2 separate regions of the Homo sapiens genome follow, and region 1 is linked to region 2. A link is a contact called in ENCODE Hi-C or POLR2A ChIA-PET data. All regions are on one chromosome and are shown on one strand. The core of a region is the stretch at or near the end of the contact, and the rest is flanking DNA. Distances in the headings are between cores, read along the strand shown. Region 1 overlaps SDK2 (sidekick cell adhesion molecule 2). Region 2 overlaps LINC00673 (long intergenic non-protein coding RNA 673).

What was found. Hi-C counts contacts between places; a loop is a spot of excess contacts on that map. ChIA-PET counts read pairs that join two places held with the same protein, here RNA polymerase II (POLR2A). Pooled maps may share reads with other maps.
Region 1: a pooled map shows a loop between it and region 2 (2.0-fold over the local background). The contact joins two enhancer-like sites. A Hi-C loop is called at or near these places in 9 of 168 maps with a recorded cell type or tissue (CD4-positive, alpha-beta T cell, CD8-positive, alpha-beta T cell, HL-60/S4 and 5 more), 21 of 37 single-sample maps with no recorded cell type and 18 of 50 pooled maps. POLR2A ChIA-PET finds 5 or more read pairs at or near these places in 3 of 52 experiments (CD4-positive, alpha-beta T cell, T-cell and WTC11).

What each region holds. Positions count from the first base shown.
Region 1 is chr17:73,363,689-73,369,591 of GRCh38, forward strand. SDK2 (sidekick cell adhesion molecule 2) reads right to left here. Exons shown (of 45, transcript NM_001144952.2): 37 at 4,719-4,905; 38 at 1,570-1,707. Among named protein-coding and RNA genes, the nearest start is that of CDC42EP4, 55 kb to the left of the region's middle. RefSeq lists enhancers at 1-834, 1,299-1,801. Within about 2 kb of position 2,563, at least 15 of the 41 ENCODE cell types and tissues checked have a DNase peak (open chromatin) inside an H3K27ac peak, as active enhancers do.
Region 2 is chr17:72,578,696-72,585,201 of GRCh38, forward strand. All of the region lies in intron 1 of LINC00673 (long intergenic non-protein coding RNA 673), which reads right to left. Among named protein-coding and RNA genes, the nearest start is that of LINC00673, 11 kb to the right of the region's middle. Within about 2 kb of position 1,981, at least 5 of the 41 ENCODE cell types and tissues checked have a DNase peak (open chromatin) inside an H3K27ac peak, as active enhancers do.

The DNA of each region.
Region 1 (5,903 bases), core at 1,313-3,812, 790 kb after region 2:
GAGCCACACAGTCCAGATCCCACCAGACTGTGGAATTGGAAGGCAAAGAGCTCACATCCTCAAGTTGAGAGGGTCCTGGACAGGCCAGGTTGAGGCCCCTGTGAAGAGGGCTTGTGCTGGCCCCCTGTACCTTGTCTCGGGGACTGCTGTCCTCTGCCCCACTCCGGCCCTGCACCTGACTGGATCTCCTGCTGGGGCCTGGCTCCCCCCTGGTGTTCTAACACACAGCTCCCCTTTGCAGAACGAGCTGCTGGCACCCAGGTGGTAGCAGGGAAGACTGAGGGCCATTGTTCCCTAGGCTCACCGAGAACTGCTGGTCACAACGATGTTCCCAGGTCTCTGCCCCTTGTTCTTGCCAGGCTCCGTGATTGGAGGGGGTGAGAGTGAGAGGGGTGGCTCCAGAGGTCAGCCACACCCCCAGCACCTGGCTGGGACTAGTCCCAGGCAGTGAGGAACGCAGTTTCCTTCCTGCCTAAATCCCATCCTCATAGGATGGTTGTTCATAACAAAATGGCAGGGATTTCTTGGCATGTTACCAGGGGTAGAAAGCTGGCAGGTACCAGATGCCCATTGTCAGGGGCTGCGCAGCCCAGCCTAGGAGCCCAGAAATGGGCAGGTTCCCAGCTGGGGCCCGGAGGAAGGGGTCAGAAGACCAGTCAGATGAACAGGGTTAAGGACAAGAGCGAGGTCATTTGCAGAGCAGGGCTCTTGATCTGGGGTCCGCAGATAGCAGTGGGGGGTGCAGGGACCTCCTTGGTCTTGTGTATCTTCCTGGGGAGAGGCTCTGAAGCTTTGGTCAGATTCTCATCAGATTCTCCAAGGGGTTCCTGACTCCCACCAAAGCTAAAGAAGGACTAACCCACAGTAAAGCTGAGAACCCTAAGGTTTGGGAAAGGGCAAAGTAGGACCCTCAGGGGCTCCCCTCTTCTTTTTCTTTTCTTTTTTCCTTTTGAGATGGAATCTAGCTCTGTCGCCCAGGCTGGAGTGCAGTGGCGTGATCCCGGCTTACTGCAACCTCTGCCTGCCGGGTTCAAGCGATTCTCCTGCCTCAGCTTCCCGAGTAGCTGAGACTACAGGTACCCACCACCACACCCGGCTAATTTTTGTATTTTCAGTAGAGACGGGGTTTCACCATGTTGGCCAGGCTGGTCTTGGAACTCCTGACCTCAGGTGATCCACCCGCCTCAGCCTCCCAAAGTGCTGTCATTACAGGCGTGAGCCACCGTCCTTGGCTGCCCCCCTTCTTTATGGTCTCAACAGAGCCCTGTCCACTCAGGTTTCCCTTCCTTTCCTCCCTGTTTCCGTTGACCAAAGGGGGAAGAATATATTTAACGATTCTCTGCCTGGAAGTTAGGAGACCTGGATCTCTCTTCCAACTCTGCCCTCAACTTGCTGTTGTTTTACCTTGGAAATGCACTTTCCCTTGTCTGGGACTCAGTTTCCGTGTTTATAAGATGGGGAGACTCTCACCGAATCTCACTCATGTGTAGTGGCTGTGATGGGCGCTGAGATGAGAGCGAGCTTTTGCAAAGTGGGGGGCTGGGGAGCTGTGCTGGGGGGTCCACTCACCATCCACGGGGCTGCAGGGCTCGTACACCAGCCTGTAGCCCTCCAGGATGCCATTGGGGAACTGCGGGGCTTCCCAGGACACATTCACTGAGGTTGTGGTCAGCTCACTGAACTTGACCGAGCTGGGAGCGCTGGGGGCTGCGGGAGACAGCAAAGGGTTTTTGTTTCCTTCTTCTGTGGAAGTTCAAAGCCTCGGGTTCAGCTCCAAGGAGCTAGCGGGAGTATTGGGTCTGAGCCCGGGAGGAACAAGAGCGTGGGGCTCGGCAGAAAGGGCGGGCAGGAGGGGTCACTGGAGGCCATCAGGCCCCCTTCCTCTCCTCTCTCAACTTTCCAGTATCAGAGTCCTAAGAACTGGGAAGAAAGAGAACTCGATTTTTCCCTCAAGTTGCAGAATTCAGGCTTCTCCCTGCTAAGTGGCTCTGAGCCCGGGCTATGAGTGTGGGACAAGCTGTCACACCCCCGGGGTCATCGTGGGGCAAGGCCATTTCCTGGCTTTGCGGGGTTCGTCTTTTGGCTTTCGTGGAGAAGGTGGGGGTGTCTGGGCCTCAGAATATTCGGTAGGCGCTAAACAAAGAAGACACCAGAACCACAGCAGACGGAGATGGCCTTCCTCTCCTCCTGGGGCTCCAGGGCTTGTCACAGAGGCCCCACGCAGTCAGGGGGAGCCACGCCAAGGACAGTCAGACCCTCTGGGAGAAATGTTTTCTCGGACCAAGAACCCTGTGGCAACCCCAAAATCATGGGGGTGGGGGCTCCCCTGATGGGGAGGACAGAGGAAGGGCAGGAAGCGTCCCAATCTGCGGCATCCCCAGCTGGCCCAGGGAGGATGACCAGGCTATTATTGTCCGGCGCTGCCTCCCCACCACGCTGGAGCTAATCCGGACCTGCTTCCGGCTCCAGCCCCAGGAGGCAGAGTCAGCGAGTGTCTTTGAAGGAGGGAGGTGAGCTCAGGGGGCCCTTCCTGCCTCCCCTGTGCTACAGGGACGTGGGACAGAACATGTTGTCCTGCTGCCGCAGTGACGGAAGCCTCGGGTTCCCTGGGGTTCGCATCTGGCAGATGGCACTGACAAAAGAGTGGCCGGGACAGGAGGCGGACGGACAGACTTGTATATTCAGCAGCTCACGCTCATTCTGGCCACCGTCAGACCCTGGGGGTAGTGGAGGGAAAGGGTTCCCTGGAGCCAGGGCTTGTCCCCAGAGAGGGTCATAATGAGGAACTGATGCCACAGGTGTGCCCTCTGCAGCTCTTTAAAAGCCACATGTCACTGACAGCATAGGAAGCAGCAGGTTGAACAAGATGCTCAAGGGAGGCCGGGGCAAAAGGCCAGTATTCCAGTCCACGAGGACAGAACACTTGGTTCTCTCAGAAATCCTGGGTTCCAGCCTCTGCTGCCCCAGTGACCAGCTGGGCAACCCTGGACAAGTAGTATAACTTCCTGGGTGACCCCGGCTCATCGTGAGATGAGGGTGCTGCCTGCCCTGCCTGTCCACGGGGCTTCTGGGAGGGTTAAGTGTGACAGTGCCTGACTACCAGGCTCGCTCTGCACACAGGCAGCAGGATTCTCACCAGCGCCCTCTCCTCTGCACCCGCCACCCTTCAGCCTCCCGATCTCCCCTCCCTGCCTCTACTCTCTCCCCTCCACCAGGCCATCTTCTGCACAGCAGCCGGAGCACTTTTCTCTAAATGTAAACCAGACCCTGTTGCTCAACTGCTCAAGCCCTCCCATGGCTTCCCAGCATACTTTTTAAATTTTTTTATTTTTTAAGACAGATTATTGCTCTGTCACCCAGGCTGGAGTGCAGTGGTACAATCTCAGCTCACTGCAACCTCCACCTCCCAGGTTCAAGCGATTCTCCTGCCTCAGCCTCCTGAGTAGCTGGGATTGGAGAAGGGTGCACCACCATGCCCAGCTAATTTTTGTAGTTTTTTAAGTACAGATAGGGTTTCATCATGTTGGCCAGGCTGGTCTTGAACTCCTGACCTCAAATGATCCACCCACCTCGGCCTCCCAAAGTGCTGGGATTACAGGTGTGAGATACCATGTGTGGTCCATTGTACTTATAATTAATCCCAATCCCAATCCCCCAGCCTGAGCTCTCGCCCCATTTTCCTGCAAGCCACCTGGCTTTCTCTGCGTTCCCGGGTTCCTCTCCAGCCCCTAGGCCTTAGCACCTGCGGTTCCCTCTGCCTGGAGCCCCCAGCACCCTCTGCCACCTCCTGAGAGCATCTCATGGCTGGCCTCTTGTCTTTTTTTTTTTTGGGACAGAGTCTTACTCTGTCACCCAGGCTAGAGTGCAGCAGTAGCACAATCTCGGCTCACTGCAACCTCCACCTCCCGGGTTCAAGTGATTCTCCTGCCTCAGCCTCCCAAGTAGCTGGGATTACAGGCACGTACCACCATGCCTGGATAATTTTTTATATTTTTAGTAGAGACAGGGTGTCACCATGTTGGCCAGGCTGGTCTTAAACTCCTGACCTCAGGTGATCCACCTGCCTTGGCTTCCCAAAGTGCTGGGATTACAGGCGTGAGCCACCATGCCTGGCCCCTGCCGGCCTCTTCTCATTCAAATCTCACCTCCTCAGGGAGGGCTTTGTGGGTGAGCCTATCCAGAGCCATCCACCCACTCCTGCCTCACTCTTAGGTCACCTGTGCTGACCCCCGTCTGCATTTACTTCATCAACTTGCTTATGATCTGTCCCCCGCACTAGGGTGGGGACCTTGCTGGTCTCACTGTTGTGTCCCTAGCATCTAGCATGGCACGGGCTCATAAGACACTCAGTATTTGTGGAATGAACAAAGCCAGAGAGACAGAGGGAAGGCAGGTGGGAAGAAGGCAGGGAGCAGAAGTAGGCTGGCTGGGAGGGGCTGGGGGTGCTGACTGTCCGTCTGCAAGGCGGGGCAAACGGTGGGGAGGACAGGGATGAGGTGTGGGGGTTTCTCAAGGCTTTATGGGGACAGCTTCTCTTTTCTGAGAATGGGCTCTCCCACTTGGGAGGGTGTCTCTGGGGACCTGGGTACCACGACCAGATCCTCAGGCGGATAAGGCAGCTGCCCCCATGCCTGCCAAGAGCCCGGATGCCAGGTAGGTCCTCTTGCAACCCCCCGTGGCCGACCTACCCCTCCCCTCCTCAGGGCCCCCTCTCCCACCTGCTTGCTGGGTCTGGCCTTGGGTGGGGGTGCTCCGAGGCCCATCCCCAGCGGCGTTGAAGGCGGCCACGCTGACCATGTAGGCCGTGTAGCCAGTCAAGTTCTTGAGCTTCACGCTGTTCTCAGCCAGGAAAAGCGTCTTCACTCGCTCTGTGAGGTTCCCCCGCTGGGCTTCCCAGAAATAAATCTGTGGGAACAGAAGGATGTGGGAGTGAGGGGGACAGGGGCAATGAGAGTCCCTCCTGTCCCTGCTGACCTGTAGTCTCAGAGACACCTTCATTGCTGTGAGTCACCTGGGAAACAGCGGAGAAGTCTTTAAGAGGCCGGGTGCGGTGGCTCACACCTGTAATCCCAGCACTTTGGGAGGCAGAGGTGGGTGGATCACTTGAGGCCAGGAGTTCAAGACTAGCCTGGCCAACATGGTGAATCCCCGTTTCTACTGGAAATACAAAAAAATCAGCCGGGCATGGTGGCAAGTGCCTGTAGTCCCAGCTACTCTGGAGGCTGAGGCAGGAAAATCACTTGAACCTGGGAGGTGGAGGTTGCAGTGAGCTGAGATCACGCCACTGTACTCCAGCCTGGGTGACAGAGCAAGACTCCATCTCAAAAAAAAAAAAAAAGAATTTAAGAACTGTTTTAGAAACCTTTCTGGAACCTTCCTTTTCACAGCCAAGACCCTGGTCTCTGCCAGACAGTAAACTCCAGGGCATGGCCCCCAAGTGTCTGTGTTTCCCGCCATGCCTGGAGGATTTACCATAGCGCTGGCACATCAGCACTTAGTACAGTTCCTGGAGGAATAAAGCAAATCCGTCCTACGGGAGGCTGAGCTGGGGAGATAAGGCAGTGTGGAGTCTATCCAGACAGAGTGTGGTGCAAGTGCTGGTGGCCTCATGTCACCTGGGAGCTGGTGAGGGATGCAGAGTCTCAGGGCCACCCCGGGCCCGCTGCACCAGCAGCTGCTGGTTAACAGGAACAAGGCCCGCTGCAGAGGAAGGCCTCGGCCAAGACGGCGGGCAGCGGGAGGCTGAATCCCAGCTGCACCGCATACAGCAGCGGGACCTGGCCAGCTGACTTCCCAGAGCTGCAGTTTTGTCGTACATTCAGTGAGGTTAAGGACACGTACTTCCTGGGGTCCGTGTGAGGGGTGCAGGTTCTAAGGGTTTCACCCAGGTACTTGGCCAGTTT
Region 2 (6,506 bases), core at 731-3,230:
TTAAGCCAATGGAAACCATAGCCCAAGTTCTATACTTCTGAGAAAAAAAGTTAAAAGGGAATTGGATCTTCCATAATTAAATCCAGCAACATCAAAGCAGAGATGCAACCACAGCCCACACAGATATAACCAAGGAGCCAGTCCATTTCTTTAAGATGGACATAAGATTTAAGCCAAGAAGGGAGGGAAATATGTGGAAGGAGGAATGAAAGATTCAGTGTACCTAGTCCAGTGAATGAGACATACAGCTCCCATCCTCCCATCCCCCCAACCTCAAGGCCACACAGAGGCTCCATTCTCTACCCTCCCAATCATGTCAATTAAGAGGTTCTTTGTGCAAAGGACAGAGTGCATGGCAGCTGATGCGCGTGCAGCTCAGATGGGGCAAGGCTTTCTCACAAGGCCCCCTACCCCATTGGAAGGTGATGTAGGTACAGCCCGGGGCAGCACTCCCGCTTTCCAAGCATAACATCCGAAGAGTGAGCCTACCAATAGGTCTGCTCTGAAAACTCAACTTTGAGCTCAAGGAATAAGGTATGCACAGCAATGTCCTGGTCAACTGAAAGTTACAGCCCTTGAACTCAACACTTCCAGTGAATGCCCTGATAATGGATCCGTCTGCTGTTCCGTTGTCCCACTGTGCAGCCAACCTCACACACCTTCTTCATCAAGGATGCTGGGACACCCCTTCCCCCTGCCCCTCAGAATCATCCCTCTAAACACCAACGATCACAGGTGGAAAATGTGATAGAATTTCAACTAAGCGTGCCCTGACTTCAGCATCCTTCATGGGATTTCAACAATAGGGGAATCCGTGATGCTGACGCATGCTTTGGACATGCACATCTCCTAAGCAAATACAGTCAGGACAGTACTGTGGGCAAACGTACTGGTTTTAAGGACGAACATCACTTCTAGCTCTCCAAACCAGATTTAACGTCTGCAGAGAGAAACCTGAGGACAGCAAGAGAGAAGAGGCAGAGCTGGAGGAAAAGCCCAGAACCTGGCAGCACTGAATGAGAGTTTCTCATCAGGGAAAACTGGTCAACCAACCTCTCAGCTGATCTTAGTATTAATGACCTTAACATTGACTTTACTGTCCCATCTGTAGGGAAGGGAGGAGTCTATTTCCAGCTACACTCCTGAAAGGATGTATGTCTCACCTCTATGAGCAGAGGGAAGGAGAAGCACTGTTTTAAAGCTGTCAGTGGGTTACTAGGAGGAAGAAGTGAAGGATGAATCATAGCGATAGAAGTATTATGAGGCCAGGCTCATGCCTATGACTCCAGCACTTTGGGAGGTGGAGGCTGGAGGATCGTTTGAGCCCAGGAGTTCACGAACCAGCCTGGGTAACACAGGGAGACCTTGTCTCTACAAAAAAATCAAAAAATTAGCCAGATGTGGTAGTGCATGCCTATAGTCCCAGCCACTCAGGAGGCTGAGAAAGGAGGATTGCTTGAGCCCCAGAGGTTGAAGCTGCAGTGAGCCACAATCAAGCCACTGTACTCCAGCCTGGGTGACAGAGTAAGACTCTGTCTCTAAATAAATATATAATGTGAAAACCATTTGATTTGTGACTTCTAGCACTTTCCAAGAGAAACAGGATCCAGCTTGCAGCTAAAGCCTGGATGGATGCAGTCACGTGTCCAGTTGGAAGCAGATCAAGTTCCAGCTCCACCTCAGACCAGCACGGTAACTTTGGACAACTGACATAAGCTCTGGGAGCCTCAGCATCCTTGTCTGTTAAATGGGGGCAACAGTAACTACACTTCCACAGGACATACGGCACCTTTAATACATGATACCTACCCCCTCTCCTCCCACTTCATCACCTATCAAAAAAGGCTATTCATACTCAAGCTTTAGGTAGAAAAAAATCTGTCGCCATGACAATAAGATTTTTTTCTGACAATGGCAAACGAGGACAGCTGGGAGCACCTGCCAGGGCCGCATGGCTTCCTTTCAAAGCTCACACAACCCATGAGCGTGAGTCACTGCTCCTCAAACAAAGCCTACCTGTGTAATGTGTGAACAAAGTAAGCAAAACAGAGTCTCCCACCTTGAGCTCAACAGCCTGGAGATCAAAGCTGTCTCTCGAACATGGAGCACCCAGAAGATCTGCTTCCAAGTTGGCACATGAATGTGTGAACACAATGGAGCCCTCTACATAAATCCACTTGTGTGGCTGCTTCTGGACGAGCTCTCTGTCTGGCCTCCCTGTATTCTCAGTCTTCCCCACTGGGCTGCCAAACACAGGAGCCTTGTGAGAAGTCTGCACAAATCCATTGCCTCTAGCTCACATCGTCAGGCTTTTCATACCAGGAGAAGAACAGAACTTGCCTCCCAAGGTAGACTGGGAGCAACACCATTGGCCTAGAGATGCTCAGAGCTAGGGAACGTGTTGCCCTTTCTTTGATGAAATCTCAGGCAGCAGGTGGCATTCTAGCATCCAGTGTTTATTCCAGTAACAACTCTTCGTGCAGGTCAATGAGAACCCAGTCATGGGTGATCAACTACAAGTTTGGATTTAGTGACCCAGGAGCCAAATCGCCAGCTCCCTGATGGAACAAGATGATGTCCCATGCAAAAACAGACTCTCGGGTTTAGAGATTCAAAGGAGGAAAGAACTTTTGAGGTCCCTTCATTTGTCAACTTTTGCTAAGCATTAATATGCCCCCCACACCCTCCTAGGATACCAGGTATACAGAGGTAAGCAAAACTAATTCCCCGCCCCCGCAAGCACACATTCTGGTTTATTATCCCAGGAGTCCAATTCATTCATCGTGAACAATTGGTGGTATTGCCCTGCATGTACCTGTGCTTCCTAAGGGCGCTAATTTCCATTTGCAGAATCTTGGTGGCTCTGGGGAACCTCACAACAGAGTCAGATGTGAAGCACATGACCAGGGGAGAGTCAATCAATGTGTCCCCCCGCACCCAAGCTACTGGCCAGAGGTGTGGGTCTAGGGGTGAGCATTACTGCACGGTCAGCTCTCAGGAAGGCCACCACAAAGCCATTCTCTCCCTCTAGATCTATAGAGTCAGGAGGCCTGCCCACATGAGAAAAGTAAACTTGAGAATGAAACTTTATACAGAAGGGGAGACAATGAAAAGAGAGAGAGAGACCGAGCCAACAAATCACCCCAAAAGCACAACCCCCACACTTCTTAGTTATGTGAACAACCAAAACATCCATTGTTTTAAGCTGGATACAGTTGGTTTCTCTGTAACCTCCAACTAAAAGTGACCAATAGGAATTGGGCCCACAGACAGAGGCCCAGGGACATGTGCAAAGTCATACAGACACTTGGCACTGGGGCAGGACAGGGGCCCAGTGATGGTCCTGGGCCAAGACCTGATTTTGAACTGTGGCTCCATCCTTCAAAGCTATGAGACCTTAAGGATATTCCTTCATGCCTCTAAGCCTCAAATGCTGGAGATCATAACATCCCAGGGCTCTGAGGATTAAGGGAAGTAAAAACTCTGGAAGCACGTTCTCGAGCCTGCCGCAGGGCTGCCTCTCTTTCTGGACATTGCCCCACTGACAGGCAGCAGGGGCTGGTTGGAAACTGATATGGTTTGGCTGTGTCCCCACCCAAATCTCATCTTGAATGGTAGCTCTCACAATTCCCACGTGTCATGGGAGGGACCAAGTGAAAGGTAATTGAATCATGGGGGCAGGTCTTTCCCATGCTGTTCTCATGATCGTGAATACATCTCAGAAGATCTGATGATTTTATAAACAGGAGTTCCCCTGCACAAGGTCTCTCTTCCCTGCCACCATGTAAGATGTGACTTGTTCCTCCTTGCCTTCCGCCATGATTGTGAGGCCTCCCCAGCCATGTGGGACTGTGAGTCAATTAAACCTCTTTTCTTTATAAATTACCCAGTCTCGGGTATGTCTTTATCAGCAGCATAAGAATGGACTAATACAGGGATCATCATATCTGTTGAATCCTTACACAGGGTTGGTACAAGGAATTGGGTCACTGGACCGGGTCATTATTTCGGGGACAAGCAACATCACCCAATGGCCAGTTTGAGCGGTGAACCTTGAATGCAGGCGCATGGGCATCCTCCCCCTAAGTTGGTACCTGACAAACAGATACCTAGGATGGTAAGGGCCCAGAGAAAGGTTTGAGAAAACCATTCAGGTTCGATCACAACGGTGCGAGCAGGGAAGGGGGACAGCAGAAAAAGAAGGCAGCGAAGGTGATGAGGAAAGCAATTCCAGGAAAGCCCAAAGCGCCCAGCAGTCAGGGTGGAATGAGAAACCCGGACCGCTTCAGCTCCTTGGTTAACCGCATTCCTGGTTTCCACTTAGAAATTTAATTAAAAACCCAAACACCTGAATTTTCCGCTGGCTTGCCAGTGGCCACAGATTCCCTGAGGTTCAGAAACACCTTCCTCGGCTTAGTCCTGGATCCCCTAAAGAAGTCTGGTCTGAAACCAAAGGAGGAGGGGGTCACGGTCAGGAATCATGAAGAAGAGGTCACAGTCAGGGGTCATGGAGAATGGGTCCTGGGGGGCACCCCCACCCCTCCCAGAGAGAAGAAAGCCTCCAGGCAGGGGCGACCCTGTTCTATCACCCCAACTTCAGCAACAACAACTTTGCTTCTTGATGTTTAATTTTATTTTATTTTTATTTATTTTTTTTTTTTTTTTTTTTTTTAGAGACAGGGTCTTGCTCTGTCACCCAGGCTGGAGTGCAGTGGGATAATTATAGTTCACCGCAGCCTAGACCTCCTAGGCTCAACCGATCCTCCCACCTTGGCCTCCCAAAGTTCTAGGATTACAGGAGCGAACCACCACGCCCAGCCACTGCTTAATTTTAAAAATATAAAGAAATATCACCGTGAAGAAATTAAAATGGAAAACAGCCACATTTTTGGTGGCTCTGAGGTGACAAGGCCACTTTCCTGTCCATGCAGAGAAGGTGCAGAAGCTGCGAGGGGCTAGAGCCCTGCAAAGACTGGGATCAAACACTGTCTACCATCTGTCCCCCCAGGGCCAGTGAAATCACTTACTACAAACGCCTAATCTCCCTGGCGGCTGGACATGCGCATGGGGCACGGAGGAGCCAATCACAAACCAGAACCGACAGGAGCCTTGGGGGCTCAAACTCAGCCTGGGGAATAAAACCACAGAAGGGAGGTGATCGTCTTCACCCAGCCACACACCCCAGGTCCCCACGGGAGCTGCCACCGAACTCTGACATCCACCATGATGCTCAAAAGGCACTTTTTTTTTTTTGAGACGGAGTCTCGCTCTGTCGCCCAGGCTGGAGTGCAGTGGTGTGATCTCTGCTCACTGCAAACTCCGCCTCCCGGGTTCACGCCATTCTCAGCCTCCCGAGTAGCTGGGACTACAGGTGCCCGCCACCACGCCCGGCTATTTTTTTGTATTTTTAGTAGAGACGGGGTTTCACCGTGTTAGCCAGGCTGGTCTCCATCTCCTGACCTCGTGATCCGCCCGCCTCGGCCTCCCAAAGTGCTGGGATTACAGGCGTGAGCCACCGCGCCTGGCCTCAAAAGGCACTTTTTAAGCACCTCAAACTGTGCAGAAAAGTGTTCTCTACTTTAATAAAAGTTCCACTTCCAGCAAACTTTATATATGAAAGCGTGACTCCGCAGGGCAAGCAGCAGGGAGGATTCACTCTAGAATTCTCCTAAACAGTGAGTCCAGTCTCTATCCTCCCATCCCTCCGTCTCCACACCAACACTTCCAAAATACTCGCTCTTCACTATGTGTGCCAGATTAGGAGTTAGAGTGGGAGGGCTGGTCCACAAGGTCAGTACCTATCCACGTCATTTCACTGACTAGTGCTTTAATGCCCCTCCTGTAAAACAGGATGACACCTGATCATTTCACCAGGTTGAAGGTACTATCACATGGCATATGGGCACAAAAGCAATTGGAAAACTCCAGTTCAAAGAATCAGGGCCTACGGAACGTGCTAGGTCATCAAACCTTTTCATTTAGAAAGAATACTTGTGGCAGATTCAGAGCTGGGCGCCACCCCCACCAACTCGGCCGCTCCTCACTTCCTGGACACTTCACTCTTCGTGAAGATGGCTTTCTTAAAGCAAAAAGCACTTCACACACATTAGGATGGCTATTCTCAAAATAAATAAATAAATAGATAATAATAAAAGAATAAGAAAACAAGTCTTGGCAAGAAAATGGAAACTTTGTGCACCATTGGTGGGGATGTGAAATGGTATGGATGCTATAGAAGATGGTATGGCAGGCTGAGTGCAGTGGCTCGTGCCTGTAATCCCAGCACCTTGGGAGGCCAAGGCAGGTGGGTCACCTAAGGTGACCAGCCTAAGGAGTTCAAGACCAGCCTGACCAACATGATGAAACCCCATCTCTACTAAAAATACAAAAATTAGGCCGGGAGCGGTGGCTCACGCCTGTAATCCCAGCACTTTGGGAGGCCGAGGCGGGCGGATCACGAGGTCAGAAGATGGAGACCATCCTGGCTAACACGGTGAAACCCCGTT